Linked DNA regions of Homo sapiens: region 1 is linked to region 2. The links are chromatin loops, found by intact Hi-C in ENCODE. Cell type or tissue: heart right ventricle. All regions are shown on one strand. Links, peaks and the distances in the headings refer to the core of each region. The heading gives the core; the rest is flanking DNA.

Region 1 (16,499 bases), core at 4,623-12,622, 60 kb before region 2:
TGGCCTTGACCTAACTTCCCCCAGAGAAGGGAAGTAAGAGGAGGGTAGCAAAGCATAGTTAATGACAGCTTGGACTCTGCAGCGAGACCTGGTTTCCAAGCTGTGCATTAGCATCTTGGCCTCAGCTTCCACATCTGTGAAACGGGAATACTTGTGGGTGTTACTGGATAAGCGTTCGGTGCATGTTAGAGGGTGTCGGTTTTATTAAGGTTGTTCACCGTTATGTATTCTGTACTCCATAATGACGTTTATTTAAGTCATTCACCGAAATGGTAACACTGCCCCATCAGAGCAGTAGAGAGGGAGGGCATTCGAGAGTCGTAGTGAAGTGCTTGGATTTTGGATTTAGATTATCTGCTTTGCCTTAAAAATGGGTTTGATAATACCTGCCTCATAGGGTTGTTGGAAGCGTAAACAGATCAAAAGTATTTTTGTAACCCGGTGTTGGACGCATGCTAGGTGCTAAGTAAAGAGGGAGGTTTGTTTCTGGTTTGTTGATTCCCCTCTGTGGCTTTTTGCTGCCTGCAGCCAGATCGCCTCCCAGGCTCTCACCAGCTTTATACCCCCAGGGAAGTCACCCTAAATGCCCTATATGATCAGGCTTGTGTCCACTTCCTTCAGGGTTGTCATTCTCTCTCTTGCCCAGTTCTGCAACAGGTTTTGTTGTTGCCCTTGTTTGAACTGCATTTAAAAGGGCCAAGGCCGTTCTTTCCCTGAGGGTCTTGGCGCTTGCTGTTTTCTGCTTCTTTAGCAGGGTTGGTGAGCCTGGCTCTCTCAACCGTCACACCTCATTTTAAAGTTCATTCACTTCCTCAGAGACTTTACCTGCTACCTTATCTAAAGTAGGTTTCTCCGGTAATTCTATGGTAAAACCTTATTTATTCATTTAAGGCGGAGTCTTGCTTTATTGCCCAGGCTGGAGTGCAGTGGCACGATCTTGGCTCACTGTAACCTCCGCCTCCCGGGTTCAAGCGATTCTCCTGCCTCAGCCTCTGGAGTAGCTGGAACTATAGGCACGCACCACCACGCCCGGCTAATTTTGTATTTTTAGTAGAGATGGGGTTTCTCCATGTTGGCCAGGCTGGTCTCGAACTCACAACATCAGGTGATCCGCCGTCCTCAGCCTCCTAAAGTGCTGGGATTACAGACCTGAGCCACCGCGCCCGGCCTGGGACGACTGTATTTTAATGGACCTTGTCTTTTTTGTCCAACATGAAGATTTTGCTCTTTTCTTGCTGGGCAACATTCCATTGGATGATTATATACCTTATACATTCTGTTGATGTATATGCTGAATATCTTCCCTTTGCCTCTCCAAACCTTTCTCCCTTCCCCACCATGCCCCAGGGGTTTGCCCTCCGTGAGCTACATCGGTGGGCTCCTTGCCTTTTGGTTTTCCTTTGGGCTCAGCCAGTGGGGAGCCCTGAGAAGAAATCAGAGCAGGGAGAGAAGCAAAAGGCAGCTGTATTTATTCTTGCAGTTTACTCTGTGGGGTTGCCTCGCCTGGCTGTCTTCCTCCCCACCCCTGAAGGTCAAGGTCGCTCCTTTTCTCAGGACAGCTTTTCTCCTCATTCTCTCTAGTTCTGGATTTGAGTAACCATTTCCTCCTTTGAGGCGTGGGAGTGGCAGTGGTTCTGCTTTTCTAACCTTGGGTTACCACACTCCCTTGTAGGTTTCGTCCACCCAACCCCCACCAAGTAATCCCTTTTTAAACCCTTTTTAAAATCATCCTAATTTGAGAATGCCAACTATTTCCTGCAAGGATCCTGACTAATACAATGGCCATTTAGTTGTTTCTGGTTTTTGCCCTTGGTAACAGTGCTGTTATGAACATTCTGTACAAATCTCTTTGTGGACACATGGGAGAGTTACTCTGAGGCATATACCTACAAGCTATGTTCTGGGTTATAGGGTATAATCATCCCCAGCATTACTAGATGTGGTCAAACTGCCTTCCAAAGTGGTAGTGCCAATTTATACTCCCACCAGCAGTATATGAGAGTTCCCTGTTACTCTGCTGTATTATTTTTTTTTTCAGTTCAAGAAATATTTGTTGTGGGCTGGCTGCGGTGGCTCACGCCTATATATTTGTTGAGGGCCGGCCGCGGTGGCTCACGCCTGTAATCCCAGCACTTTGGGAGACTGAGGCGGGTGGATCACCTGAGGTCAGGAGTTCGAGACCAGCATGGTCAACATGGTGAAACTCCATCTGTACTAAAAATACAAAATTAGCTGGGTGTGGTGGCACATGCCTGTAGTCCTAGCTACTTGGGAGGCTATGGCAGGAGAATTGCCTGAGCCTGGGAAGCAGAAGTTGCAGTGAGCCGAGAATGTGCCACTGCACTCCACCCTGGACAACAGAGCAAGACTCCAGCTCAAAACAAACAAACAAAAAAACCGAAAGGAAATAAATATTTCTTATATTCCTATTGCACTGTCCAGTATGGTGGAGAATAGGAAGTTGGGGGCGGGGGAGTGGTTCAAGTTACATGCTCTCAGAGGCTTGTAATAATCCAGGTACAAAGCTAGGGCACAAAAAATAATGCTTGGCTACTGGTGGGCTCTGAGGTCATTCACGCAGGGTTTCCCTGAGGAAGTGTTGCTTCGTCTGATTGCTAAAAGAGGAGTATGAGTTAACTGGGCCACGAAGGGAGGGAAGACCATGTGGACCATGGGCAGAGCAAGTGTGAGAGTCCTAGGACATGGCAGGATGGGAAAGGGAAGGATGAGGGCTGAAGGAAGTCTCTGAGTCTGGAGCAGAAAGATGAGGTTGGGACATGGTGTGGGCTGAGGCTGGAGAGGGAGGTGGTGGTAACTAAGGATTTTTGTCGTGTCCTAATAGCATCAAGAGGTTTCAAGCTGGATGTGTGAGGAAGCAAGGATGTATGATCAGATTTTTATTTTGAAAAGAGTGGTCTGATTGCAGCAATGGCAACAAAAGCATTTCTACTTTAGAGCAACTTGGGATGCAATCCAGTTGGAAGCTGGAGCTCAAGGATTTGTCCAGAGGCTGCATTTCTGTAGTCCCCCATGGTTTACTTTTTTTTTTTTTTTTTTGAGACAGAGTCTAGCTCTGTCACCCAGACTGCAGTGCAGTGATGCTACTCACTGCAACCTCCACCTCCCACGTTCAAACGATTCTCCTGCTTCAGCCTCCCGAGTAGCTGGGATTACAGGCATGTACCACCATGCCCGCTAATTTTTGTGTTTTTAGTAGAGACAGGGTTTCGCCATGTTGGCCAGGCTGGTCTGGGACTCCTGACCTCAGGCACCTCGGCCTCCCAAAGTGCTGGGATTTACAGGCATGAGCCACCGCACTTGGCCCCCATTGTTTACTTTGAATGTGTTTATTTGCTGTAGCTGGAGGTGCCTATTGGGCACGGGGTGTCTTTCAGTGGAGATGGTGGGAGTGCTGAGGTATAGTAGCTTCCTAGGCCATTGCAGCTGCCAGGGGGCCACCACTGGGACCAGAGGATCAGAGAGCAGCTCCCCTGGATAAGAATGGGGATGCTGGAGAGAGACTTGATGATAAATCTATAAGATACCTACCCTGCTGATAGGAGGAGAGAGTGACTCTGAACTTTTCTTAGCCCCGAGTAAATCTAGAAGTGGGGCCAGCACTTGATCTCCTCTGTGAGCCATGCAGTCCCATAGACACACCCAGGATGGGTCATTTAACGGAGGGCCTAGAGAGGCCCAGCCTCAGAGTGTTCTGCTGAGAACCCCAGGTTTGTGGGTTCACATTACTAGGTGCTGAACCCTAGCCTACCATTGCTGCTTCCATTGCACTCATTGACAATTCCCCGGGGTCCTGACTCTATTAGCATCGCTGGCAACTTGGAGAGGTGCCCTTAGAGGCATCAGAGGCCTCTCCAGACTCCTTGGGAAGCCAGTAGATTTGCCCCTTGGGCAGACTGAGAAAGTTAAAGAACTAGCTTTTCGAGGCTGGGAGCAGTGGCTTACGCCTGTAATTCCTGCACTTTGGGAGGCCGAGGCAGGTGGATTGCTTGAGGCCAGGAGTTTAAGACCAGTCTGGCCAACATGGCGAAACCCCATCTCTACTAAAATTAAAAAAATTAGCCGGGTGTGGTGGCAGGCACCTGTAATCCCAGCTACTTGGGAGGCTGAGGCAGGAGAATCACTTGAACCTGAGAGGCGGAGGTTGCAGTAAGCCAAGATTGCCCGCTGCACTCTAGCCTAGGAGACAGAGTGATGACTGTGTCTCAAAAAAAAAAAAAAAAAAAACTGACTTTTCCCCTTCTCTTGCCAAAACACACACCATCAAAGGGGTTTGATTAACTCAAGCAACAGTCCCTAAAAATCACAGCTCTGAACCCTTCACCTTTGCTGCAGAATCAGCTCATTGAGCAGTTTGTTTTCCAAGTGTAGCCTGCCAATTAAATGAAAGAGCGCTTTGCTTTAAGACCCATTTCCTCCCACCGGTGATTTACGTGAGTAACAGTATTCCCATCAACTCCTTCCAGTAGTGGTATGTGTGACACTTGGTTTCAGTCATCCGTTCCCTGTTAACATAATGTGCTAGGCTCTGTTGACGGATGTTGATTAAAAAAAATTGTACATGTCTCACCTGAGAAAGCTCACATTCCTAAGGCATGTTCAGATATTCATTTTAATTAGGCAAATTGATAATTAGGTTTTCTTGACACATATCCTAATTAGGACTACTTTCTTCTAGTAATTGTCTTTTGAGAAGTTTATGGCTTCTGTTTTGAAGAAATCCTAAAAGGGAGAGAGATCAAGATAAAATATGCTTTTAAAGTGACTTAATTATTTTTAGGTCTGAATCTGTTTTTCCAGTTTGATATTTTCCCTTCAGAGAACTGGACTAATGGGTGGTATTCTTAAAAAGATTATTTTCCCAGACATTTCATTCCTAAGAAGCTGATGGAATTTGCTAATCCTGAATCTTTCCTTGTACTCTCTGGAAAACTTCTCCCTTGGCAGAGAATAGTGTCAGTAAAAAAATAACTCACTCTGTCTCTTGCAGGTCTCACCTAAGAACTTTTCTAGAAATAGTAGACCTGGAAAGGTATCTCCAAGTTTGAACAAAGTTGAAAATATTGTGGTTTTAAAAATTCTAACAGGATGATGATGATGAAATAAATGCTTTAAATTGTGCCATACATTTAGGCCAAACTAGTTATCTCTTATTTGAGATATATTTGAAGGTCCTCTTATTTGAGAGTTCCTGTGAGTAAATAGGGCTTATGATTACTTTCTCAACTCTTTGTTGTAATCATCAGTCAAGGGATAGAGTGACCAGCACACATATGTAAAAAGTTTGCACTATAACATTTCCAGAAAACACAATTAATTTTATTTTTGAATGTCGGGGTTTTTCATTTTCAAAAATTTATTTATTTATTTATTGTATTTTATTTCTTTTGAGGTGGTCTTGCTCTGTCACCCAGGCTGGAGTACAGTGGTGTGATCATGGCTGATTTGCAGCCTCAACCTGTGGTGCTTAAGTGATCCTCCCACCTCAGCCTCCTGAGTAGCTGAGACTACAGGCGTGCACCACCATGCCTGGCTAATTTTTAAGTATTTTTTTGTAGAGACAAGGTCTTACTGTGTTGTCCAGGCTGGTCTTGAACTCCTGAACTGAAGCTATCCTCCCACCTCAGCCTCCCAAACTGTTAGGACAAGCTTGTCCAACCCATGGTCTGCTGGCCACATGTGGCCCAGGATGGCTTTGAATGTGTCCCAGCACAAATTCCTAAACTTTCTTAAAAGTTCGGAATTTTTTGCCATTTTTTTTTCAAGCTCATCAGCTATCATTAATGTTAGTGTATTTCATGTGTGGCCCAAGACAGTTCTTCCGTTGTGGCCCAGGAAAGCCAAAAGATTGGAAATCCCTGTGCTAGGATTACAGGTGTGAGCCACTGGGCCTTGCCTGCTTTAAAATTTTTTTTGGAGACAGGGTCTTACTCTGTCACCTATGCTGGAGTGCAGTGGCATGATCTCCGCCCACTGCAGCCTCCCCCTCCTGGGCTCAAGCCATGCTCGATCCTCCCACCTCCACCTCCTGAGTAGCTAGGAACAGAGAAGGTGCTACCACGCCTGGCTGATTTTTATATTTTTTGTAGAGACAGTTTCGCTGTGTCACTCAGGTTAGTCTTGAACTCTTGGACCCGAGCAATCCTCCTGCCTTAGCCTCCAAAAGTGCTGGGATTACAGGCATGAGCCACCGCACCTGGCCTAAATTTTTTTAATAACTTTCTTGAGGTATAATTTATGTACCATAACATGCATTTTAAGTTTACAACTCAAGGGATTTTATTAACTTTAGAGTGGTGTAGTCACAATCTAACTTTAGCACATCTCTACCTTCCCAAAAAAGTGGTTTTATACCCACTTGCAAGTCTCTTCATGTTGCCACTCCCAGCACAGGCAACTGCTAATTTACCTCCATAGATGGGCCTTTTCCGGACATTTCATGTTAATGGAAAAATATGTGGTCTTTTGTGACTGGCCTCTTTGTGGTAGCATAAGGTTTCTGAGGCTCACTTATTTTGTAGCTTGAACCAATACTTTGTTCCTTTTTACTAAATGATATTCCATTGTATAGATAACCCATTTTGTTTATCCGACCACCTATTGATAAACATTTGGACATTTTTTTTTTGACACTGATGGACATTTCACGCATCTGGGTACCTCTTGTCTATTGGGAATAAAGCTGCTATGAACAGTCACAGACACATCTTCTTAAGGGTATTTGTTCTCATATCTTTTGGGTAGATACCTAGGATTGGAATTGCTGAGTCATACGGTAACTATGTTTAATATTTTGAGGAACCACCAAACTATTTTCCAAAGCAGATGCGCCATTTTACATTCCCACCAGCAGTGTATATGGGTTCCAGTTTCTCCATATCCTTGCCAACATTTCTTATTGCCACTCTTTTTTATTATAACCATCCAAATCGGTGTGAAGTAGTATCTCATTGTGAGTTTTTTTTGTTGTTTTTTTGAGACAGAGTCTCACTCTGTCGCCCAGGCTGGAGTGCAGTGGCATGATCTCGGCTCACTGCAAGCTTTGCCTCCTGGATTCAAGCGATTCTCCTGCCTCAGACTCCCAAGTAGCTGGGATTTCAGGTGCACACAACCACACCTGGCTAATTTTTGTATTTTTTAGTAGAGATGGGGTTTCACCGTGTTGGCCAGGCTGGTCTGGAACTCCTGACCTCAGGTAATCCACTTGCCTCAGCCTCCCAAAGTGCTGGGATTACAGGCATGAGCCACAGTGCCTGGCCAGTTGTATGTTTCTTCTTGTGACTTTGCTGTCTTTTTCTACCTGTACACTATAAATTCTTGAGGAGCAAGAAGCCCAGACCTAGGATGGTGTCTAGCAGTAGTAGACACTCAGTGGCTTTTTTTTTTTTAAGACAAAGTCTTGCTCTATCGCCCAGGCTAGAGTGCAGTGGCGTGATCTTGGCTCACTGCAACCTCTGCTTCCTGGGTTCAAGTGATTCTCCTGCCTCGGACTCCCAAGTAGCTGGGACTACAGGTGCATGCCACTGCACCTGGCTAATTTTTGTGTTTTGGTAGAGATGGGATTTTACCATGTTGGCCAGGCTGGTCTTGAATTCCTGACCTCAAGTGAACTGCCCACCTTGGCCTCTTGAAGTGCTGGGATTACAGGCCTAAGCCACCACGCCTGGCCTCAGTGACCATTTAATATTGAGTAAATGGATGAGTATGAATGAATACACTCCACCTGGGTCACCTGGGTGTATCTGTCCAACCCACTGCTCTCATGTACCATGGAGTCTCCGGACTAAACAAAGCTGAGACCAAGGTGTTGATCAAACCAATAGAAGTTGTTGGCTGGGTACAGTGGCTCACGCCTGTAATCCTAACACTTTGGGAGGCTGAGGCGAGTGGATCGCTTGAGGTCAGGAGTTTGAGACCAGCCTGGCCAACATGGTGAAACCCCATCTGTACTAAAAATACAATGATTAGCTGAGCATGGTGGCTGGCACCTGTAATCCTAGCTACTCTGGAGGCTGAGGCAGGAGAACTGCATGCGCCTGGGAGGCGGAGTTTGCAGTGAGCCAAGATCATGCCACTGTACTCCAGGCTGGGCCACAGAGCGAGACTCTGAAAAAAAAAAAAGTTGCATGACTACACCAGGTGGCTGTGCACTGTGTGCACTACTCCAGAGCATCTAGAGGCAGAGGTTTTGCCTACCAGGTGGGTGCCCTCACATGGAGCACATCTGCCCGGGGGAAGGGTTACCTTCTCTTTGCATCTGGGGCTTCTGTTAGCCTGGCCATGTGCCTACACAGCTGCTTCTGCCCAGAGAAGGCGCCTTCTACCAGTTCTTCCCAGAGTGCTGCCTGGGACAGCAGCTGCCTGCTGTCTTGTTAGGGAAATGGGAAAAAAAATAACAGCAAATATCCACCAAAACCAGGCAAACCCCAAGTGGAGTTCTGCTCTTGAAAAGTGAGAGAGGTTCTGGAAATGTCTTTTCCCCTCTTTAACCGTTGTCTCGAATGGCGTCAGCCAAAGCCAGTGATGCCAAAAGCCGCCTGGCCACGAAGTCCCAGCCCATCTGCTTTCTTAGTTCTCTGAAGAGTTGCAGATAAAGATTTTGGAAGGACGGCCATTGTGGCAGCCAAGCCATGACTCAGAATCTTTTGTGTGTCTCAAAAACTGCCTTTTGGATGCATTTAGGCCAAGAAAAGAGAGGTTGGGTAAATTTACCTTTGTACAGGTTGAGCATCCCTATTGCAAAATGCTCTAAGATCCGACCGAAACTTTTTGAGCACTGACTTGATGATCAAAGGTCATGCTCAAAAGCATTTCGGATTTCAGATTTTACAGATTAGGAATGCACTACCAGTTTGCATATGCAAATGTTCCAAAATCTGAAAAAAGTCTGGAATCTGAAACTCTTCTGGTCCCAAGCATTTCAGATAAGAGATATGCAACCTGTACTTAGGACAAGTCATTTGGAGACTCTTGAGGATATTGCTGTCACAGTTAATTATTTTGGGGGTGGGGGGAGGGACAGGGTCCTGAAGGACACTATTTTTTTTTTTTCCTTTAACAACTGTTAGCATACCCTACAGTTCACCATGTGAATTGTTAATTAAATAATATTTACCACTTTGGGCTTCTTTCTGATTCAACAGTGTAAATGTGTACAATTCAGTGGCTTTTAGTGTATTCACAGAGGTGTACAACCATCACAATCAATTTTAGAACATTTTCCTTAATCCAAGAAGAAACCCTGCACCCCGTGCTGAAACTGCCCCCAAAGACCCCCAACCCCTAAACAGCCACTAATGAAGGACACTCTTATCTGCTGCATACCATTCTGGCAGCTTCACAGTGGGGACATTACGATTGTTAAGTCAGAAAGAGTCCCAAAGTGGTAAATATTGTTTAGCTACTCTTTGGTGTGTGATTTTTTTTTTTAAACTGCTGAAATAAGATTAGTCCCCAGAGCAGTTGAAGGGTATTGCTGGAGACATTTAGATTGTGATTCACTATGCAGATTGCTATTGTGAGAAACTGCAAAAATTGCATTTTGTTGCCATTTGCTCTTTAGCTAGAAAGCCTGCAGGCGGCTGTGAAGCTTCCCATCTTTCCTGCTTTATAACCAAAGCAATATCCACAGTATATAAAGGAAAAGATGTTAAGACCAAAGCATGTAAATATATATGTGTCTCTCATCAGATGTTTTCTCAGCCCCACCATGTGCTGTGGGAACCAAGAGATAGGTGAGTCTTTAAAAAGCCTGTCTCTGCTAAGATAAGGGTAGGGGTTACTGTGAATGGTAGTCATGGCACGAGTAACTCACTTTTGACCACTTGCTCTGTGTCTAGTCCAAATGCTTTACATGTTTTAAGTCATTAATTCTTCTCAACAACCCTTTTGAGGTAGGAGCTGTTATTCCTACTGTGCAGATAAGGAGACTGAGTCCCAGAGAGGTTCAGGAACTTGCATCATGTCACGTAGCTGGTAAAGGGTAGAAATGGGAGTTGAACTTGGGCACTCAGGCCTCAGTCTGAGCTCCACTGGAACTCAGTTAAGGGTTTCAGGAGATAGAGGCCCAAAGTCTGTTGTCAGCATGGTCTATCCCCGCCTCCCGCTCCAGCCTTCTGGTGACTTAGGGTCTGGGTACTTGCAGTGCCCCCTCCCTGGAGCGCGTCTCCACAGCCCCACCCACTGGCCACTCTGTCTTGCAATCAGCCTGATGACCCTGCAGTTGTAAAGAGCGAAGTGTGTAATTGACTTGTGTAACTAACTTAGTTATTTGCTTGTTTGTTGTGCATCTCCCCCGCTATCGTGTAAGGTTTTAAGGAACAGGATCCATCAGCATTGCTCACTGTTGAATGTCCAACCACTGACAGCCAGTGCCATAGAGCAGGTGCTCAGAACATACCTGCTTGAATGAGTGAAGGAGGCCAAGCTGCATCTGCCTACAGGGCAGGGAGCATTTGAGCTGGCAGGGAAGGGTAGAAGGGATTTCAGCAGGAAGAGTTGGTGGAATGGAGAGCGTATACCAGAAAGAGGAGGGGAAGTGTACTAATCCGTTCTCATGCTGCTAATAAAGACAGACCCAAGACTGGGTAATTTATAAAGGAAAGAGGTTTAATGGACTGACACTTCACATGGCTGGGGAGGCCTCACAATCATGGGGGAAGACAAAGGAAGAGCAAAGGCATGTCTTACATGGTGGCAGGCAAGAGAGCGTGTGCAGGGGAACTGCGCTTTATAAAACCATCAGATCTCGTGAGACTTATTCACTATCATGCGAACAGCATGGGAAAGACCAGCCCCCATGATTCAGTTACCTCCCACCAGGTCCTTCCCATGACATGTGGGAATTATGGGAGCTACAATTCAAGATGAGATTTGGGTGGGGACACAGCCAAACCATATCAGGAAGTATAGGGTGTGTTGGAGAAGCAGATAGTGGTCTATCTGGGGGGATTCCTGTGGTATGTCTTAAACAGGGTTTTTCAACCCCCCAGCATTGTTGATGTTTATGGGCTGGATTTTGTTGTGGGTTCCTGTCCTGTGCATTATGAGATGTTTAGCAGCATCTCCAGCCTTTATCCACTGGATTCCAGCAGCACCACCCACTTCCCAGTGTGATACCTCAAAATGTCTGTAGACATTGTTATGTGTCAGAATCATCCCTGGTCTGATGGGACTACAGCCACTGGTCCATCAGGACCAGTGAGATACAGCTGGAAGAGGCCAGGCATAGCGGTTCAGGCCTGTAATCCCAGCACTTTGGGAGGCTGAGGCAAGTGGATCACTTGAAGTCAGGAGTTTGAGACCAGTCTGGCCAACATGGTGAAACCTCATCTCTACTAAAAATACAAAACATTAGCTGGGTGTGGTGGCGCACTCCTGTAATCTCAGTTGTTCAGGAGGCTGAGGCAGGAGAATTGCTTGAACCTGGGGGACGGAGGTTGCTTTGAGCCAAGATCGTGCCACTGCATTTCAGCCTGGGGGACAGATCAAGACTCCATCTCAAAAAAAAAAAAAGATACCGCTGGAAGAACTTTGGGCCCCTTTAGGCCCAAGTGCTAGAATGAGTGGATGAGTGGGGATCCATTGATGTCTTCATCCATTTCTTCACCAAATATTGACTGATGCCTGCCACGTGCCAGACTCAATAATAAAAGCTGCTGATATGCCAGAAAGGGAATGCAAACGTGGGCCTGCCCTGGAGCTTTCAGGATGGTGGCTCTGTAGCCAGGAATTTGATGATCTGGTTAAGGGGTTGGGAAGAGACATAATGGCAGCAACTGCCTGAGATGGACTGGAGTAGGGAGAGCTGCAGGGAGCCATCCTGCCAGCCTCCTTCTCCCAGGTGGGAACCATGAATACCTGGCCCAAGAGTAGTTGGTGATGGGAACGGTAAGGTGGGGCTGCTGCAGGGATGTTGTAGACGTGGAATGATGCAACTTGGCTGTCTACATGCACAGGATGACACATGATCTTAAGATCTGTAGACTGGGGGACTAGGGATGATGGTGGCAAAATTAGCAAGATCTAGGGAGGGAGCCAGTCTTAAAGAAAGATGTGCAGCCATAGAAAAGAATGAGCTCATGTCCTTTGCAGGGACACAGATGAAGCTAGAAGCCATCATTCTCAGCAAACTAACACAGGAACAGAAAACCAAACACCGCATGTTCTCACTCATAAGCAGGAGTTGAACAATGAGAACACTTGGACACAGGGAGGGGAACATCACACACCAGGGCCTGTTGGGAGGTCGGGGGCAAGGGGAGGGAGAGCATTAGGACAAATACCTAATGCATGCGGGGCTTAAAACCTAGAGGACGGGTTGATGGGGCAGCAGACCACCATGGCACATGTATACCTATGTAACAAACCTGCGTGTTCTGCACATGTATCCCAGAACTTAAAGTAAAATTAAAAAAAAAAAAAAGATGATGGATTTGCCTGTGGAAGTGTTGAATTTAAGATCCTGATGGGACAAGCTGGGAGCTTGGACATGTCCAGAAAAACAGACATACTAATACTATGTTCTACTCTTTTTTTTTTTTTTTTTTTTTTGAGATAGAGTCTTGCTCTATCACCAGGCTGGAGTGCAGTGGTGTGATCTGCAGCCTCCGCCTCCAAGGTTCAAGCAATTCTCCTGCCTCAGCCTCCCGAGTTGCTGGGACTACAGGTGCATGCCACCATGCCTGGCTAATTTTTATATTTTTAGTAGAGATGGGGTTTCACCATGTTGGCCAGGATGGTCTCGATCTCTTGACCTCATGATCCAACCCCCGCCCCGCCACTCGGCCTCCCAAAGTGCTAGGATTACAGGCGTGAGCCACCGCGACCGGCCAATGTGACTTTTCTTATGAAAATCAAGTTAAGAAAGCTATTTATCATTGTATTCTACCGTGAATTATTTGAGGTTGCATACAAGTAACAGGTTTAGCACATCATGAGAGCAGAAATTATTATAATGTTAGGTATTACTTAATAACGTGGCTGGCCCCCAGGCCTTTTCCTAGTTGAGTGATGAAAACAGTGATTCATTTGCTTTTGGGGGCACCTTCATTATAGTTAGTCATTGCTTAACTGGTAATAGTGAAAAAATCAATAAAATTTCTAATTCTTGGTATATATTAAAAAGTCAGCTTTCATTAACATTGACAAATATGCCTAAAAGGGATAATAAAAATGAGAGAGGAAATGTATTAGCAGAGACAAATCCAAGAAAACATTTAGTTTGTGATTTTAAAAGTTCAGCGGTAAAGAGCAATTGCAATTTGAATATCTGTCTTTCAGGCAGGATATTGGCACATAAACAGAGGCTCATAGGAAAGATTAATGGTAAAGCATTGCGTGAATTCTTCCAGGTTTTTAAGATTCTTCTCTGAGTGCAATTGCTTTGCACCTGATAATGTTTAAAGAAAACCTACAGGCCTTTCTGTCCTTAGCTTGATATTACCCAAAATTCACTGTGTATTTATCCCTCAGTTTTGAAATATGGTTTCTGTGACAGTCTTTTATAAGTTAGCCGAAATGTGGAAGTGGCCAGATCTTGTTATTCTCTATACAACAGGTGACTCTGATTTCTAAGGTCAATTTTTCATTTAAAAGTGTTTCAAAGTTAATTTTATAATTCGATTTAGAAAATTATGGCAACCAGGCTGGATGCAGTGGCTCATGGCTGTAATCCTAGCACCTTGGGAGGTCAAGGTGAGCTGATCACTCGAGCTCAGGAGTTCTAGACCAGCCTGGGCAACATGGTAAAACCCCGTCTCTACCAAAAATACAAAAAATTAACCAGGCATGGTGTCGCGCACCTGTGCTCCCGTCGACTCCAGAGGCTGACGTGGGAGGATCACTTGAGCCCGGGAAGTGGAAGTTGCAGTGAACCAAGGTCATGCCACTGCACTCCAACCTGGGTGACAGAGTGAGACCCCATTAAAAAAAATTATGGTAACTCATTAGCTTATTTTTCTTTTTTCCTGGCTTGTTGTTTGGCTAGACCTAGGCATTCCTGGCTTGGATATGTCTTCTCTATAGTAATTTCAGCTGTCCTGAAATGTGGGCGAGTGATGTCTGTGGCAGAATTTGCAAAGGTGGGGGCCTGGTTTGCCCCTTAGCCTTTGTAGATTTCAGTCAATGTATTTTCCTTTGCTGGGTCTCCTCTTCCTCACCTCTAAGCAAAATGGAAAGATTACCATAGATAAGGGTTTGTCATTGCAGATGCCAACAGCAGCCAGGTGGTAAATTGGGCCAGGTGGGGACTGTGGCAAATTTGAGAGCACAAACCCCATGTGAAGGCACAACCACTGTACAGACCCAGAGAGTCACTAGCATGCTTCATTTGGGTCTGATGTGGCCAGATTTTCCAAGAGAATCCAGAAAGCCAGGTATATTTATGAAACTCATGAATTAAAAAGGTTGGCAACAAATTCAGAAGTTTATAAACGCTGCCTGGGCCCAACAGCACACATCTGCTAAGCAGACCTCATCCACAGACGTCGAGTTTGTAATCTCTGGAAGAGATCACCACTGAGCACTCACAGGAGACAGATGTCTGGGTCCCCGCCTGTGCCTCAAATCAACCCTGTGCTATTGGCAGGGACCCTGAACATCACGGCCGACCAGGGAAAAGCTCTGGGTCTTGCCATCATTGTCTTTGTGTACAGCCCATTTATCAAGACGTTCCATTTGAAGGAAACTTTTTGGAGAGAAGATGTCAGTATTGAGGTGGATAACTTGAGGGAAGCCCAGAGCATGTTCTGTCTTCATCATGGCTCTCACCACTCCAGGCCATCCAGCCCAGCAGCACTGAGGTTCTGAATAGCTCTTGGGTAGAAGTTGCTGGGTCTTTATTGTGTGACCTTGAACTTGAGGCATGCCTAAGCCCCATCTCCCTTCCCCCTCACTACCCAGACCTCAGCATCTCCCCCTTGGTTTAATGAAAGGCTGGTTACAGTAACTCTGAGAGTCCTTCCAGCACTGACAATTTCTAGTACTTAGGTAGGAAAAGGCGGGCTTCTGTGAGTTAAGCCTTCTGATCTCACCAGGATGAGCTACAATAAATGGCCTTATTGAGTGCAGTACTGGAAGGTCAGGTACAAATGTGACATTAACTGAGATAAGTTAAGTATGTGAGACTAGCCCTCAGGTTTATATTACCATCCATGGCTGACTCTCAGCTGAGCCCAGTGATTTCACCTCCAGGTGTTCATGCTTTGTGTGATCCCCTGCCCTTAAGGTGGGCTGCCCTGGTAACTTGATTGTAATGAGCAGAACACAGCAAAAGTGATGGGGTGTTAATTCCATCATGATGTTATATAAGATTGTAGCTTCCATTTGCTAGCAGACCCTCTGCCTTGTGTGGTTCGATGAGGCAAGTCTCCATATTGCAAGCTGCCATATTGGAGAGGCCCATATGGCAAGGAACTGAAGGCATCCTCCAGGCAGCAGCCAGTGAGGAACTGAAGCCATCAGTCCTACAACCTACAAGGAGCTGAATCCTACTAACCACTATGTAAGTGAGCTTGGAAACGGATCCTGCCCCATGTGAGTCTTCAGATGAGACCTCAGCATTGACCAACACTTCTGTTGCAGCTTGTGAGAGACCTTGCAGAGGACCAGCTAAACCATGCCAGACTCCCACAGAGGCTATAAGATAATAAATGTGGGTTGTTTGAAGCTGATACATTTGTGGTAGTTTGTTACACAGCAGTAGACAGCTAAATTAACTTCTCTATGAATCTGTCAAAAAATTAACGTTGAAAAAGTTAAATTCGCTGGCCAGGTGTGGTGGCTCATGCCTGTAATCTCAGCACTTTGGGAGGCTGAGACGGGCAGATCACGAGGTCAGGAGTTCAAAACCAGCCTGGCCAACATAGTGAAACCCCATCTCTACTAAAAATACAAAAATGAGCCAGGTGTGGTGGCACATGCCTGTATAATCCCAGCTGCTCAGGAGGCTAAGGTGGGAGAATCACTTGAACCGAGACGCAGAGGTTGCAGTGAGCTGAGACCACGCCACCGCACTGCAGTCTGAGTGACAGAGTGAGACTCCATCTCAAAAAAAAAAAAAAAAAAGAAAGAAAAATTCATTCTGGATATTCTTATTCATAACAGATATAGGTGTTTTAATTAAATAAATGTATGTTTTTACCACGTATGAACACTAAATACCCTATAGGCATTATCCAGAGCTTTGTATGAGTTGTTTCCAAAGTTTATAGTCTTGTTTTGATATCATCTGGGTCAGAAATGAGATCTTAATCAATTCTTTTTTCTTTTATTCCTTCCACACATATTTGTCTCAAAATTTGACCTTGGTTTTCATCATAGTCATCAGTTAGGGCCCCTGACTGGGTTAATTTTTTTAAGTCAATTTGGGAAGAAAAATACAGACTTCTCTGTTGTGCACTGGAAAACGTGTATGTATGTGTGTGTGTACGTATGGGTGTACACATACATGTGTGCTATATACTCATACTTGGTAATGGGTG
Region 2 (16,499 bases), core at 5,338-13,337:
GGTCACTGGCTGCCGTAGCCTGCTAGTCCATGTCTCAAGTACTGTGGCTTCGTGTTTCTTGTCCAGTTTTTTAATTCTTCCAGGCAGGAGGGTAAACCCAGTGTGTGTTCCTCCTCCTTGGCTAGAAGAAGAAATAAGTCCTCACTGTGGTATTAATTTCCTTTTTATAATTCTTAGAGAAGTTGAGCTTGCTTGCTTGCTTGCTTGCTTGCTTGCTTGCTTGCTTGCTTGCTTTCTCTCTCTCTCTCTCTCTCTCTCTCTTTCACAGAGTCTTGCTCTGTCGCCCAGGCTGGAGTGCAGTGGCACAATCTCACTGCAAGCTCCGCCTCCTGGGTTCACGCCATTCTCCTGCCTCAGCCTCCCAAATAGCTGGGACAACAGGCACCTGCCACCACGCCCGGCTAATTTTTTGTATTTTTAGTAGAGACAGGGTTTCACCATGTTAGCCAGGATGGTCTCAATCTCCTGACCTCGTGATCCACCCGCCTCAGCCTCCCAAAGTGCTGAGATTACAGGTGTGAGCCACCACGCCCAGCCACATCTTTCTTTCTTTCTTTTTGGTTTTTGTTTGTTGTTTGAGACAGGGTCTTGCTCTGTCGCCCTGGCTCACGTGAACCTCCCACCTCAGCCTCCCAAGTAGCTGAGACCACAGGTGTGAGCCACCACTCCTGGGTAATGTTTGTATTTTTTTGTAGAGATGGGGTTTCATCGTGCTGCCCAGACTGCTCTCAAACTCCTGGGCTCAAGTGATCCACCTGCCTTGACCTCCTAAAGTGCTGGAATTACAGGTGTGAGCCACCGTGCTCAGCCGAGTGTCTTTCGTATGTTTTCTGAGCACGTGGATTTCCATTTCTCTGCATTCTCTGTTCATCTCAGCCTGTTTGTTCCATTGAGATAAATGACTTTTTCTTGGTAACTTAGAGTACTTTGTGTATTTACAGGTTAATCCCTTATCAACTTATATCAGTTGCTGCTATCTTTTCTTAGATTTTTCTTTTCATTTTAAAAATTACATTGTTTCAATGAACAGAATTTTTAAGTTTTAACGTAGTCCACTTTGTCCATTTTCTTTATGACCGGTGCATTTTAGGGTCTTGTTTAAGAAATCGTTCTTTATCCTGAGGTCATAAAGATAGTCTACTGTATTTTCTTTTAAGAGCTGAAAAGGTGTTTTATATTTAATTTATTTGGGATTGGCTTTTGTGTGGTGGGGATAAGGATCACAATTTTATTTCATTTTTTTTCCACTTGGTTATGCCAGTGGCCCCATTTCCATTTTTTGAATAGTCTTTCTGTGCAGAAAAGACTTCACTAGCAGAGAAGTCCTGAGACTTACCCTTCAAAAGGCCCCATTCACAAGGCTAGCACTTGGCGTGCATCTGAGAACCTGGATTTTGGGGTGGTTCCTATAATGTGGTGTATGCTGAACACCCACCTTTCCTTCTGGGAGTCTGGAATTTGGGTATATGTTGGACAGAGGCTGCCTAAGTGACCAGCTTCAACAACAGCCCTGGGTGCTGGGTCACTCATGACCCATAGACAAAATGCCACACATGTTGTCACAGCTTATTGCTGGAGGAGTTAGCACATCCTGTGTGACTGCACTGGGAGAGGAAACTGGTGCCTGGTTCCCTGTGTATTCGTCCCACGCCTCCAGTCCCTTTGCTGATCTCGTTTTTTGTCCTTTTGCTGAGATAAATCACAGCCAGGAGTATGACAATATGCGGGGTCCTGTGAGTCCTCCTAACAAACAGTTCAATCTGGGGGTGATCTTTGGGATCCCCAACAACTGTCGTTTCCCCACTGATAATAAAATAACTGAGAAGCAGCTATTGGGCAATGTTCTGAACTACCCTTGAACATTCATGTCTTCATCTGAACATCCATCTACTACCCCTGATTTTTCAGTGCAGGGTGCATATCCTGTATCACCCAATAAATGGTCATTGATCACCATAGGAAAGGAACAGTGAAAGCTCCACGGTGGTTTGGAGGAAGGTGGCAGGCATTCAGCGGTAACTCTTTTGAGCAGATAGATTTTATGTTTTTGCAATGAGTGAAATAAATTTTCCCATATCTATTTAAGGTTGGCAATCATTATCTTTTTATCATCTTGGAACATTTGTAATTCCTTTAATATGTTTAGTTAGGAATTTTCTACCTTCCTCATCTTGTCCGATAGTTTAAAATCCCACAGTTATTTCACGGGCTCCTCATACCTGCCTGTGTGATTTCTAACATGTCACGCTATGCAACCAGTTGCTTTTACTTGTAGAGTGTTTCTTTAGGTAATAGCTTATTATTGGTTATGTGATTACAGTGTGTTAAAGACAGGTCTGTAGTTATGTAAAATGCCGTTTCTCTGAGTATCATGGTCATTTCCACATATTTCTCTATTCATGTATTTGTAAGAATATATCTATTTTTGCAGTATTTTATTTATTTATTTATTTTATTTTATTTTCTGAAACGGAGCCTTGTTCTGTCACCTAGGCTGGAGTGCAGTGGTCTGATCTCGACTCACTGTGACCTCCCCCTCCCAGGTTCAAGCGATTGTCCCGCCTCATCCTCCCAAGTCATTGGGATTACAGTCATGTGCCACGAAGCCCTGCTAATTTTTTGTATTTTTAGTAGAGACAGGATTTCACCATGTTGGCGATGCTGGTTTCGAACTCCTGGTTTCGAACTCCTGACCTCAAGTGATCCACCTGCCTCGGCCTCCCAAAGAACTGGGATTACGGGCGTGAACCACCACGCCAGGTCAGTTTTGCAGTGTTTTAAATACTGTTGTCTTTGAGAGGAGAGAGGCACGCACATAGACTATGGTGATTACCATCATATACTGGAAAGTGCAAAGTGTAGCGCAGTTAACTGTGAGCCATCTCATCAAACCCTAACAGATGTCTCATTTGTCCATAAAGGGGCTTCTGTCCCATAGAAATTCATGTACCCAACCTACTCTTCAACCATGATTTTTCTCTGATGGCCTGTGTGAACAGATTAATGGTGTCCATCTAATTCCTTCCCCACTGGGGGAAAGCAAATCATCAGGCCCATTGCAAAAACTGCTCTTGGTTGAGCTTCCTGCCTTAAATCATACCCACAGTGAATGGCGTCCCTTTATCACCGCTAATGACTCTGACATCTCTCTCCACTCACATGTGAGCCTCCTCAGCTCTCGATAAACAAGTCTGTCTCGGTTCATTTATTCTACAAAAAAAAAAAAAAAAAGGGCAGCCAGAGGAGGATTTATTTTTTTCTGCTGATTTTTAAAAGTCTGATGTGAAACCATTCTGAGTGTCTCTGGTGCCATTTATGAGGCAGAACCATTCTTTCTGATGATTTACTCTCTCTGCCGTCCTGCCCACTATATTTTAAGTACTATCCTAGTTGGCCTGGAGTTACTATGATATTTTGTCATAATTGGGCCCCATTATATTGCTATGTCGGGCAGTTTTCCTGTTTTAGAAAGGGCACTGTTATCTAGTGCAATGCTGGCTCCTTAGAGATGTGGATTAAATGACTTGCTAAGCCTGTTAAATAGTTGTGGACTCATCCTTTTCTCTTGTGATCAGCCGGGAAAGCTGGTGGATCACTTAGGAGAGTGTTTGCCTGCAGGTAACAAGCCACCCAGTATTGGGAGCTGAAAGCAGTAGGGGACATGGTGCAGCAGCCCAGCAGCACCCTCCCGGACCAGGGGCTTTCTAACCTTCTGACAGATTCTCACACTCTGTGCTCTCCTTTCCTGCCACAGGGCCTTGCACCTGCTGTTCACTCTGCTAGGGATTCTCTCCTTCACCCCTGCTCCCCCAGCATTCTCATCACCCACTGAGGAAAGCTGCCCTTGCCCCTGCAGCTGGCTGAAAACCCCTGCTATATAAAGGAGTGGGCCAAGCACTCCCTTCTTTGTAACGCTAATAATATATTCTAATTTGACATTTAGCTGTGAGGCCCTTCTATTGTCCTCATCCCCAGTAGACGGTAAACTCCATGAGTGCAAGGACCAGACCTAATTAGTCATGATTGGTATGCACTAGGAATACTTTTGGCTACGGGTTTTTAAAAAGTAGCTTTTTTTTTTTTTTTTGAGGCAGAGTCTCGTTCTGTTGCCCAGGTTGGTGTGCAGTGGTGCAATCTCTGCTCACTGCAACCTCTGCCTCCCAGGTTCAAGAGATTCTCCCACCTCAGCCTCCTGAGTAGCTGGGACTACAGGTGCCTGCCGTCATGCCCGGCTAATTTTTGTATTTTTGTAGAGATGGGGTTTCACCATGTTGGCCAGGCTGGTGTTGAACTCCTGACCTCAGGTACCCGCCCACCTCAGCCTCCCAAAATGCTGGGATTACAGCCATGAGCCACTGCGCCCGGCCTAAAAAGTATCTTAAATAAAGCAGGGCTGGCTCGCTCTTTCTTTCCTTTCTTTCCTTTCCTTCCTTTCCTTCCTTTCCTTTCTTTCCTTTCTTTTTTTCTTTTCTCCTTCCTTTTCTTTTCTTTTCTTTTCTTTTCTTTCTTTCGTCTTTCTTTCCACATAATAACAAGGCTAGGCAGCTCCGACCATTGACTTATTTGGTTTACACTGTCATGACCAGTGTCTCTGCCAATTTCTTGTTATTTTCCTCATGGTTGCAAAATGGCTGCTGTAGCCCAGCCATCACCTCACTGTTTAAGAGAAGAAGGCAGGAAGGGAGGCAGTACCACTGACACCTAACCCTTTTATCAAGAAACCAAAAGTTTCCCTGGAATCCCCCAGCCAATTTCTCCTCATGTCTCCTTGCCACTTGGCCACCTCTAACTAGAGAGGAGGCTGCGAACCATGTTGTTGCTTTGGCATCCTCTATACTAGAGGCAAAAATGGGAGAAAAAGGAGGAAATGAGAGAGAGGTTAGCCTACTCGTAGCAATCTGCCCCACTCTTGCAGCCCCAGTGTTTACTCGAACAAGCACTTTTTTTTTTGAAATGGAGTTTTGCTCTTGTTGTCCAGACTGGAGGGCAATGGTGTGATCTTGGCTCACTGTAACCTCCGCCTCCCAGGTTCAAGTGATTCTCCTGCCTCAGCCTCCTGAGTAGCTGGGATTACAGGCGCCTGCCACCATGCCCAACTAATATTTTGTATTTTTAGTAGAGACAGAGTTTCACCATGTTGGCCAACCTGGTCTTGAACTCCTGACCTCAGGTGATCCACCCGCCTCAGCCTCCCAAAGTGCTGTGATTACAGGCGTGAGCCACTGTGCCTGGCCAGCACTTTGGTATTAATGGACAGGTAGAAAAAACTCACTTGCTTGGACTGTTTGTCCATTCATTTATCCATTCATTTAGTGTCCAGGGCAAGCCAGTCTCTCTACTACTTATTCTACATGCACACTTTCTTATTCTCATGACCATTCTGTCCAGTGAGGCGCTACTATTTTTATTTTGGGATTAGAAACAATCTCAGGAAGAATCAATACCTTACTTAAGGTTACACAGCTCGGTAAGCAGCAGACCCAAGACTCAATGCGAAAGCCGCCTCCCTCCCAAACCCACTCACCCTTCACCGTGTGGTGCTAACCTCCCTGAGCAAGCACTGCTGATCCTGGGATCAGAGTAGGAAAACTCCTTCATTTAACTTTTCTCTACCAGGAGGTAATGATCATTAGCCTGCCAGGGTTTAGCTGCTACATTAAACATGTTTTGGCAAAACAGTTTGCTAATAATATTGCAACTGAACAAAATATATTGAATCTGTAATTTGGGGTGATTTTATATTTGGGGCCTAACTAGATGACATTCGTTTTATGAGTAGGGTTATAATTTTTAGCAGGACCTTGTATGGTAGGCTACTAAATTACCCAGAGGTTAGTCCATACCCATAAACTCTCTAAATAATTTGAATAATTTTTTTCCTGTTTAAGTAGGTAAGGCACTTTGCTAGGAGATTTTGCTTTTACTTTCTTATTCCTGAAAAATCTCAGCATTCTTGCTTCTGAATAAATGAATCAGTGGTCATCTGTATTCATGTCCACAGCTTACAGTTACACATTTGTGAACTAAAATATTCAGAGACATTTCATCTCTGCAACATTTTTTTTAATAATAAGCAGGTGTGTGTGTGTGCGCGAGTGTGTGTGTGTGATTATAAAAGTAATAGATATGCAATCAAAAGACATTTTGGAAGAAGAGAGGAAAATCACTCGTAATTCTGTACCACCCAGAGGTAATAACTATTAACATTGTTGGCATATTTCCTTCCTAATTTTTAAAAATTTTTTTTGCATAGCTGAGTTCCTACATTATTTGCGGTTTTGTGTGCTGCAATTTTTCATATAATATCAACAACCTCCTTATTATTACAAGCATCATTGTGAACGGCTGCGTAATGTCCTTTCATTAAGAACACAACAATCCTTTACTGGGCTGCTCTTCTCGTGATGCACATTCGGATTATCTCCCGGATACATGAATTCTTAACATTTTCTAAAGAAAGAATAATCCAAGCCACGACGCATCTGCCAACAGGCCCTCTACCTGCGTCGGGTACCGTGTTAACCACTTATCCCCAGGAAGGCGTCAGTCATTATCATTTCCATGATGACTTTGTCCTGGTAGAACAGGATGCTGGCAATTTTTATACTTTAAAAAATGACCGGATTCCTCGGTTTTGCAGGCAGGGGTCCCCTGACACAGGGAAGATGAATGCCAAGAAGACCAAGAAGAGAGAGAGAAAATTGCTCAAATGTTCCCTCCAGCCGCTCCCTCCCACTGTTCCTTATCTGGCAGCCACTCTGGCGACCTCAGAGCCCTTTTGCTGCGCAGCTCCAGTGTCCCTTTTCTTCTCATGGCTCAGCAGCCCCTCTGACCACTGCAGCCTCACACAGTTCCTAGAATTCTTCAGGGGGGCAAGAGTAAGCTGCTCAGACCATGTGTTAACTTCAGTCTTCCAAAATATTGTGGCCAATAAAAGCATTGTAGCCAGAGAGGTTATTCAAACGCTCAGCCCTGAGTATGCCCTTGCCTGCTTAAAACCCTCCAGGGGCTGCCGGTTGCTCTGAGAATCCAGACAGGTCCCTGCATGGGAACCACAAGGCTCTGCCTGATCTGGCCCTGCCTGCTGTATCTCCTGTCACTCTGGGCCCCACCTGTAAGGGGTGCTTTTTGGTTCCTCTGTGTCCTTTTCACATTCTGTTCCCTCTTCCTACACACTGTTCCCTCTGCCTGCTCTCCCTTCTTCTCCTTCTTCCCATGAATTTGGACTGCCTGCTTGTCCTTCAGATCTTTGTTGCCCTACACCTTCAAGTTGTTGCTCAAATGTTACCTTTTCATTGAAATGATCTCTGATTTTTTTTATTATTATTATTATTATTTTTTTGAGACATGGTCTCACTCTCTCGCCCAGACTGGAGTGCAATGGCACAATCTCAGCTCACTGCAACCTCCACCTCCCGGGTTCAAGAGATTCTCCTGCCTCAGCCTCCTGAGTAGCTGGGACTGCAGGTGTGCGCCATCGCACCCAGCTAATTTTTGTATTTTTAGTAGAGACAGGGTTTTACCATGTTAGCCAGGCTGGTCTGAAACTCCTGACCTCAAGTGATCCACCCACCTGGGCCTCCCAAGGTGCTGGGATTACAGGGGTGAGCCACCGCACCCATCTGATGATCTCTGATTTTAGAGTTGCAGCTCTTCCCCTCCCCACTGCCTTCCCACTTGGTTTCCCTCCGTAACACTTAGCACCATCTAATATACTGCCTGCTTTACCTATTAGCTGCACTGATCATCCATCTTTCTCCATTAAAACATAAGCTCCATGAAGGCAGACACTTTTGTTGTATTCTTAGTGCCTAGAATCTTAGTGTTTAGATTGCCTAGCATTCTGTAAATAATGGTTAAGCAAATGGAAGAATACTGAATCTAAGTCTCTCCTCCTCCCTTTTCTTTGTATTCACTTCTATGGGCTAGAATTTACTTTGATTCCCTTCAACACAACAGCTAGAAGTTTCCAGACAATGAAAGCCAAAATCCAGGCCAGGTGCGGTGGCTCACACCTATAATCCCAGCCCTTTGGGAGGCCGAGGCAGGTAGATCACATGAGGCCAGGAGCTTGAGACCAGCCTAGCCAACATGGCAAAACCTGTCTCTACTAAAAATACAAAAATTAGCCAGGCATGGTGGTATGTGCCTGTAATCTTAGCTACCCGGGAGGTATGAGAATCACTCGAACCTGGGAGGTGGAGGTTGCAGTGAGCCAAGATCATGCCATTGCACTCCAGCCTGGGCATCAGAGTGAGACTCCATCTCAAAAAAAAAAAAAAAATCCAAAGGTGTTTAACCTTTTCTTCATCTGCTGATGGAGTTTAGTAATACTTGCATATGATCTACACAGTCTACAGCCCACTTCTGAGTTTGGGGCTCCTCTGAAGGCCCAAGCTTCCCTAGATATAAGGACTGCCCCATGCCCTGCTCACCCTTACAAAGTCAGAACAGAATACAGAAGTGCCAGGCACCAAGCTCCGTCAGGCTCCAGGGCCCAGGGGATCTTGCTTCCTAGGTGGGAGGTGACCTGATCCCTTTATGCACTGGACTAAAGTGACGGCCCATAATGGTCTCCAGGTGTAACCCTCTTCCACCATTAGGGGCAGTTTAAATATAACTTTCTTTCCTTACTGGGGCACTGGGGATGCAGGCCTCTTTTTAGTCTCATGCAAAACATTTAAACAGCATGTGAGCATAATGTCTGGACAGAGAGAGACTTCTCACGGCACCTTTGCAAACAAGTCATGTTCTCTTCCCCTGATTTATTTTATTTGTAATAACTAACATTTATATAGGGCTTGCTGTGTTCCAGGCATTGTTCTAAGCTCTTTGCAGAGACGAACTTACTGAATCTTCATAACAATCCTATGAAGCAGGTGGTATAGTTATACATATTGTTACACTAAGTGTAATTTATCTTTAGGGTGCCAGGCACGGTGGCTCGTGCCTGTAATCCCAGCACTTTGGGATGCAAGGTGGGCTGATCACTTGAGGTCAAGAGTTTGAGGCCAGCCTGGCCAACATGGTGAAACCTCGCCTGTAATAAAAATACAAAAATTAGCCAGGGACGGTAATGTGCGCCTGTAATCCCATCTACTCAGGAGGCTGAGGCGGAACGCTAAGGCGGGAGAATCAGTTGAACCCAGGAGGTGGAGTTTGCAGTGAGCCGAGATCATGCCACTGTGCTCTAGCCTGGGCAACAGAGCAAGACTCCATCTAAAAAAAATATATATATTTTTGGGGAAGGGGCCATTGGATCTTGGTGCAAAATACTTTATTGTCATAGTCTACTCATCCCATTCTCTTTTCCCAAGAGAAAGGCAAAAATAATCATTGGTCCATGGAGTATGTTGGGAGCAGATTTTCAGGTCCATAAAAGGGAATTTGTACCCGATATCACCTGGACATCCGTGCACTTGGGACAGTGGCAACACAAGCCTTCCCTAGCTCTCTGCTGCTGGTGACCCTCCAGATAGTACTCCCGGCTGCTTCTCTGCCTGTTGGTGGGGTTCACCCTATTGCCCTGGCTTTGACCCAAGATCTGTCTTGAGCCTCCCTGCCTTGCCTGGTCTCTGCAGTCTGGTGATGGGCATGGGAGAGCTGGGGAGTGCTAGGTAAGACAGGATCCCTTTACCACCTGACCCAGGTTCATCCCTGTGTTCCTCGAGGCTTGCACTTGGATTGTGATTTTTGTGGGGTGCAAGTCCTGATTCATGGTGTCCTGTGTTCCTGTGGGGAGACCATGAGAGGACTCATCTCTCTGATGAGTGATGCCATGGGAACCCTGTAGACTCATAGGGGAGTGGAACCACATCCTGAGGCCAGACATTTAAATACCTTTGGGGAAGAGGAAAATTATTTGCTAGTTAAAAAATTATTCCCAGCACTTTGGGAGGCCGACGTGGGCGGATCATGAGGTCAGGAGATCAAGACCATCCTGGCTAACACGGTGAAACCCCGTCTCTACTAAAAATCCAGAAAATTAGCCGGGGACAGTGGCTGGCGCCCGTAGTCCCAGCTACTTGGGAGGCTGAGGCAGGAGAATGGTGTGAACCCAGGAGGCGGAGCTTGCAGTGAGCTGAGATAGCACCACTGCACTCCAGCCTGGGCGACAAGAGCGAGACTCCGTCTCAAAAACAAAAAAAAAAAATTATTGTGTGGCCAGGTGCAGTGACTCATGCCTGTAATTCCAGCACTTCAGGAGGCCGAGGTGGGCAGATCACTTGAGGCCAGGAGTTCGAGATCAGGCTGGCCAACATCGCAAAGCCCCGTTTCTACTAAATATACAAAAATTAGCTGGGCATGGTGGTGCATGCTTGTAATCCCAGCAACTTGGAAGGCGGAGGCAGGAGAATCGCTTGAACCCGGGAAGCAGAGGTTGCAGTGACCCGAGATCGTGCCACTGCACTCCAGCCTGGGTGACAGAGCATGACTCGTCTCAAAAAAAAAAAAAAAAAAAAAAAAAAAAAACGTGTAATTTGAAAACAGAGACAAAGACAAATTATTGTCCTGTAATTATTGCCAACTAGAAGCAATTAATTGTGTAATGCTTTCTACAGGTTATGGAATTGCTGTTTTATAGGAAGCAAAAACGAGGTTATGATTTAGTTTTTTTTTCATTTTGTTTTCTGTCTTTATTCACGTTATAAATGCATGCAGATTAAGAAGTCAAGTAGCTGTACCCAGCAAGTTTTACAAAGCAGCAGTGCACAACTCCTCATTGGCCTGTTGCTCACTTCTAGAGGCAGCCACCCTCGTGAGTTGAGCTAATTTTGTGGATATTCACTTCCATTGTTCTAAACAACATGCTTGTGTTGATGTTTCTAGATCTTACTTACTGTTATGTATTGAATTTGTGTCCTGGAGAATGAGGATTTAGCTCTGTCCTTCTCTCCATCCCACTCCCACATTTCTTCCCCGTGTCTTTCCAGTGTCGTTAAATCCTAATTTGGTTGGCTGCATGCAGTGCCTCACACCTGTAATCCCAGCACTTTGGGAGGCCAAGGCGGGCGGATCACCTGAGGTCACAAGTTCAAGACCAGCCTGGCCAACATGCTGAAACCCTGTCTCTACTAAAAATACAAAAATTAGCCGAATGTGGTGGCGGGCGCCTGTAATCCTAACTACTCAGGAGACTGAGGCATGAGAATCTCTCGAATCTGGGAGGCAGAGGTTGCAGTGAGCCGAGATTGTGCCACTGCATTCCAGCCTGGGTGACAGTACAAGACTCTGTCTCAAAAAAAAAAAAAAAAAATTCCTAATTCGGGTCGTATCAGCATTTAGTATTTATAATATCTTGCCTGTACATATGTTATTTTAAACATCATTCACAACAGAGCCACATTGTAGGCATGGTTATTTTTCCTGCATGCTTTATTTGTTGTGGTTTTAAAATTGCTTTAAGTTTTTGAAGAGTGCTAATTCAACCTCAGACTCTTCTTCCAAAAGTCTGAGCTTACCAATTTCCCGTCAATAAATTTAAAATAATAACCAATCTCAGCTTTTTGGTGAAATTTCTCCTGGAGCTATTTCCTGATTGCTTGCTCTGTAGGCCTGCTAACAGCTGTGATCTTAGGATTTCTGTGTCTAGTCTAGGAACCATCTGTGCTTCTCTCTCATGTTGGATCTACCTTTGCCTCCTTTTTAGATGGATCCTATTGTCCAGTAGCTTCTGGAGAAGAAATTGCACCAAAAATGTCTTCATTCCACCCTCACATTAAAGTGATAGTTTGATAGTTTGGCTGGGTATAGAATGATAGGTGAGGAGTTATTTTTCTCTCAGAATTTTGAAGGCTTTGTCTCCTTGCCTTTGTTCTTTCAGTATGGATTTTAAGAAGTTCAATTTTATTTTGATTGTTGATCTTTTATATGAAACCAGAAACACATAGGATCTTCTCTTTGCATCCAGGGTTCTACAATAATACTGTGAGGGACTTTGGTATGAGTCCGTTTAAACTCATGCCCTTTTGTTCTCGGAAGTCCTTTTGAATTATTTCATCCTCTCTCTCTGTCTCTCTCTCTCTCTCTCTCTCTCCATCTGTGTGTGTGTGTGTTTGTGTGTTTGTGTGTGTGTGTGTTGTGTGTGGGCAGGGGAGCTCCCCTATACTGTGGTACTCATAGTCTACAAATATTGGACCTCTTGTTCTGGTCCTCAAATATTATTTCCTTTTTTTTTTTTCACTTCCTTGCTCACTCTACTTTTTGAGATGATTCCTCACCTTATCTTCTAAGCCTTCTACCGAGCTTTTCATTTTTGCTACCATAGTTTTAATTTTCAAGAGCTTTTTTTTTTTTCATTATTCCTTTTCAAAATAGCATCCTGTAATTGGTTGATTAATGCAGTATCTTCTCTGTCTGAGAATGCTAATGATTTTTTTTTTTTGACGGGTTTCACGTTTGTCATCCAGGCTGGAGTGCGATTTCGGCTCACTGCAACCTCTGCCCCCCAGGCGATTCTACTGCCCCAGCCTCCTGAGTAGCTGGGATTACAGGCGTGTGCCACTACGCCCAGCTACTTTTTGTATTTTTAGTAGAGACCGGGTTTTGCCCTTTTGGCCAGGCTGGTCTCCAACACCTGACCTCAGGTGATCCACCCACCTTGGCCTCCCAAAGTGCTAGTATTACAAGCGTGAGCCACCACACCCAGCCTGCTAATGGTTTTTTTTTTCCTCCTCCCCATATCGCCTCTGTTTCTTACCATTGGGGTTGTTTTGTTCTTTTTTTTCATATTAGACACATTGCTCATACATCTAATGGTCCTTGGCTGCCTGCTTCCATTTAAAAGTGCAATTTAAAAAAAAAAAAGAATGAAAAAGAGTACAGCACAGAAAAACTGACAAATGCGGGGGAGGGAGGCCTTCTCGCCCACGGCCTTCACCATCGCGTGATGAAGGCTCCCCATTTCCGTATTATCGGTGGCTTTTGGTTGTTTCTTTTTGGCTCTCAGATTCCCCAGAGACCACTCCTGTTGGAGGGCTCTGCCTGGCTTCTTTCGCTCTAAGTGTTCTAGGAGCCAAATGGAAGGAAAAGACTCCATCCTGAAATCCAGGGTAAAACTTTCATCTTTATCCCCTTGTTTTCCCCGGGGGACCCATGCCCCAGCAGTCTCTGCTGCCTCTCAGAACTTCTTTGTTTACTCTTTTTTTTTTTTAATTAAAAAAAATTTTTCTAATGCAGTGAAACCCCGTCTCTACTAACAATACAAAAAATCAGCCAGGCGTGGTGGCGGGTGCCTGTGGTCCCAGCTACTCGGGAGGCTGAGGCAGGGGAATGGCATGAACCCGGGGGGTGGAGCTTGCAGTGAGCCGAGATCGCGCCACTGCACTCCAGCCTGGGAGACAGAGCAAGACTCTGCCTCAAAAAAAAAAAAAAAATTTTTTTTTTTGAAGAGACAGGGTCTCCATATGTTGCCCAGGCTGGTCTCGAACTCCTGGGCTCAAGTGATCCTCCCACCTTGGCCTTCCAAAGTGCTGGGACCTTTGTTTACTCTTTATAAAGACTAAAAGTCCCATCTTCTGCCAGGGTGAGAAGGACAGTGGTCAAGCTTCATGCAGTTTCAAGCCATCTTTCTGTTTTAGCTCTCTTTTTATTCCTATACCCAAGGATAGCTAAAAATTGAGGTTTCTCAGGAACTAAAATGCGGGTAATGTGAAGTAAAGAGCTGGAGCATGTGAACTCATCCTTTCCCCACCACTCGAGTTGAGATGTGGAACATTTGCCAGACTCCAGAAGGCTCCCTCGTGCGCCTTCTCTGTCAGTCAACGTTCTGTCACCAGGACTAGTTGGGTTTGCTTGTTCTTGAGCTTCATAAAAATGAAATCATGCGGTATTGACTCTTGTGTCTTCTGGCTTCTTTCGCTGTATGTGATGTCTGAGATTCATCTGTGTTATTACATGTAGCAGCAATTGGTTCTGTGTTATAGCCATGTAGTATACCATCTAATGAACAGATCACAAATTATTTACCCACTCCACTGCTAATGGATCTCTAGGTTATTTCTACTTGGGGGCTATTGTGAATAAAGCTGCCAAGAGCATTCTGGTTCCTATCTTTTAATAGACCAACACCCTCATTTCTCTGGGTATATTCCAAGGAGTGGAATTACTGGGTCATCGGGAAGATGTGGGTTTGTCTTTGGCAAATACTGCCTGAGAGTTTTCCAAAGCCAGTTGATTCTTGACTTTTCTCGCTGCCAGCTGAATATTTAACTTAAACTAAGTCAGCTGCAGCTTGGCACAGTGGCTTACACCTGTAATCCGAACACTTTGGGAGGCCAAGGTGGGAGGATTGCTTGAGGCTCATAGTTCAAGACTAGCCAGGGCAACATAGGAAGACCCTTTCTCTCCAAAAAAATTTTAAAAAAAATTAGCTGGCCGTGGTGGCTCACACGTGTAATCCCAGCAACTCGGGAGGCTAAGGCAAGAGGATTGCTTCAGGCCAAGAGTTTGAAACCAGCCTGGGCAACATAGCAAGGCCCCATCTCTACACAAAATTTGAAAATCAGCCAGGCATGGTGGCATGTGTCTATAGTCCCAGAACCTTGGGAGGCTGAGCTGGGAGGATAACTTGAGCCCAGGAGGTTGAGGTTGCAGTGAGCTGTGGTCACGCCGCTGTACTCCAGCCTCGGCAACAGAGTGAGACTCCCATCTCAAAAGAAGCAATAATAACTCAGCTAAGCCCATTGCTACTTGTCCATGTACTTTCCAGTTTCCAAATTCTGTGGCTGTTCTCTCCTGTTTGTCCTTGAGAGTTTCCTGCCTTTACAGTGGGATTTGTGGAAGGAACAAAGCTGAATGTGTTTTCAATCTACTATATTTAACTGGAAACCTTTATTATGACTTTAAGATGGCTTTTTAGCTCTCTCAGTCTCCCCAGACAGAATACCCTTGTGTTTCCTCTGAGTCATTTCTGCTCAGTGGCTTTATAAAAACAAAATTTTAATGCCTCCGCCTCTCACCAGTACTCCAGACGTCGTTTTCTGCAGTCTGCATTGCCAACAAGATGACAACACGATTCTGATTCCACATCTTTATTAGATAGAATGATTAATAAACAGTTCAAACTGAAGGTACAGTCTGTGGGATGCTTTCTCTTAAATGTTTTTTTCTTGAGTTTGCAAAAATCTTTGTATACAATTATATGGACATTTAAGCTGATCACGTTCTTCAAGTCCAGGCAAATAAAAACGTCTTAACCTTAAACCTTGTAATGTCCCCAAATTAACCTTGTAATATTAATAATATCCCTGGGTCCCAGGTATTCCCCTGGCCCTTGGAGCCATCTTCACTATTTTGGTTAGGGTATGCCAGGGCTAGGAGGCACAGCTGAACTTCTAGAGACCTGAGTTGGATGTCAGATCAGGTTTTCCCAAAGAACTAATGATATATGCTGGACTCTCCACACCTCTCACCCCAGGGCTCCCTCTGGGGCTTCCTCCAGCACAGAGATGGTGACAGGCAGATCAGAAATTGCAAGGAGGACTCACAGACACCCATGTTTCCAGTGATGGTGACCTCACCAGCAGAGAACAAGTATACTTAGTGCCAAGATGCTCCTAAGCTCACAGACAGGGGGTCCCATTCACTTACTATCCAGGTCCCGCCCCAGTGAGCTCACCGTTTGTCCTCTGCTTCAATTCTTTGAACACTTTTTGAAGAGACAGGGTCTCCGTATGTTGCCCAAGCTGGGCTCGAACTCCTGGGCCTTGCCTCTCGCCTCACAGAACCCTCTTGCCTCACAGAACTGGCCAGGCCTCACTGCTCCTCCCTGGTTATAGCTCACTTCATTTGATGTCGTTGTACTCATTAAAATAGTATTAGCACAAGGAGAGGCCCCAGCCACCTGGTCAGCCAGGAATGTAGCATCTTGTTGTAGAGTAACAGGCTAGGAAGGTTGCAATCATGCAAGTAAAGTGCTCAGTGCCTGCCATGTGGTAAGAGTTTCATGAGTGATCGCTAGTATATTCATGATTTATTCTGTAGAGTGACTTTCTGGGCAGCTCAGGAAATGTTTTGCTTCACTTGGTCACACCCAAATTGTAATTGGCTCCTCTCAATCTTTCTCGGGGGATCTCAAGATTATAAGCAACCTGTAATCCTTTCTTCATCTCTTTTGCTTTTTTATGTATCAGGGATATGTTATCCTAAATCTACGAATTCAGTATATTTTATTTCTATTAATATAACAAATAGTATTTCTCAGTATAGATAATCACATAATTATACCTCTACGGACCCTCTAATCAAAGGCATTTAATATGCTTATTACTGTACGTAATACATTTCTCCCCTCTCTTACACTGAATTCCCTTATGATCATTGCTATTACACCTGTGGGTATAAATAGCAGTTAGGTTTTTATACTTGCTGATAAGAGCAATTTTGAAAAGCGGAAAAAGACACAAAATCCAGCAATAATAACAGAAATTGCAAATATTTCGCTGGGAAAGTAAACCATGCAGCAAGGGAAGGAAGCGTGATTGTAAATGAAGTTGAAT

What was found. Peaks named below come from ENCODE experiments on the same cell type or tissue, not always from the same donor. Only the 100,000 strongest peaks of a DNase experiment are listed, where the experiment ranks them.
Region 1: a loop joins it to region 2, with 3 times the contacts of the local background. A loop is called at or near these places in 6 of 110 quality-filtered maps.

What each region holds. Positions count from the first base shown.
Region 1 is chr16:12,786,990-12,803,488 of GRCh38, reverse strand. The region is part of intron 1 of CPPED1 (calcineurin like phosphoesterase domain containing 1); the gene reads left to right. Among named protein-coding and RNA genes, the nearest start is that of CPPED1, 8.6 kb to the left of the region's middle. RefSeq lists enhancers at 1-20, 1,343-1,422. In heart right ventricle, for the core only: no CTCF peak of the experiment used is centred there; a DNase peak (open chromatin) is centred at 8,578; H3K27ac peaks cover 1,303 bases.
Region 2 is chr16:12,728,033-12,744,531 of GRCh38, reverse strand. All of the region lies in intron 2 of CPPED1 (calcineurin like phosphoesterase domain containing 1), which reads left to right. Among named protein-coding and RNA genes, the nearest start is that of MIR4718, 16 kb to the right of the region's middle. In heart right ventricle, for the core only: no CTCF peak of the experiment used is centred there; no DNase peak of the experiment used is centred there.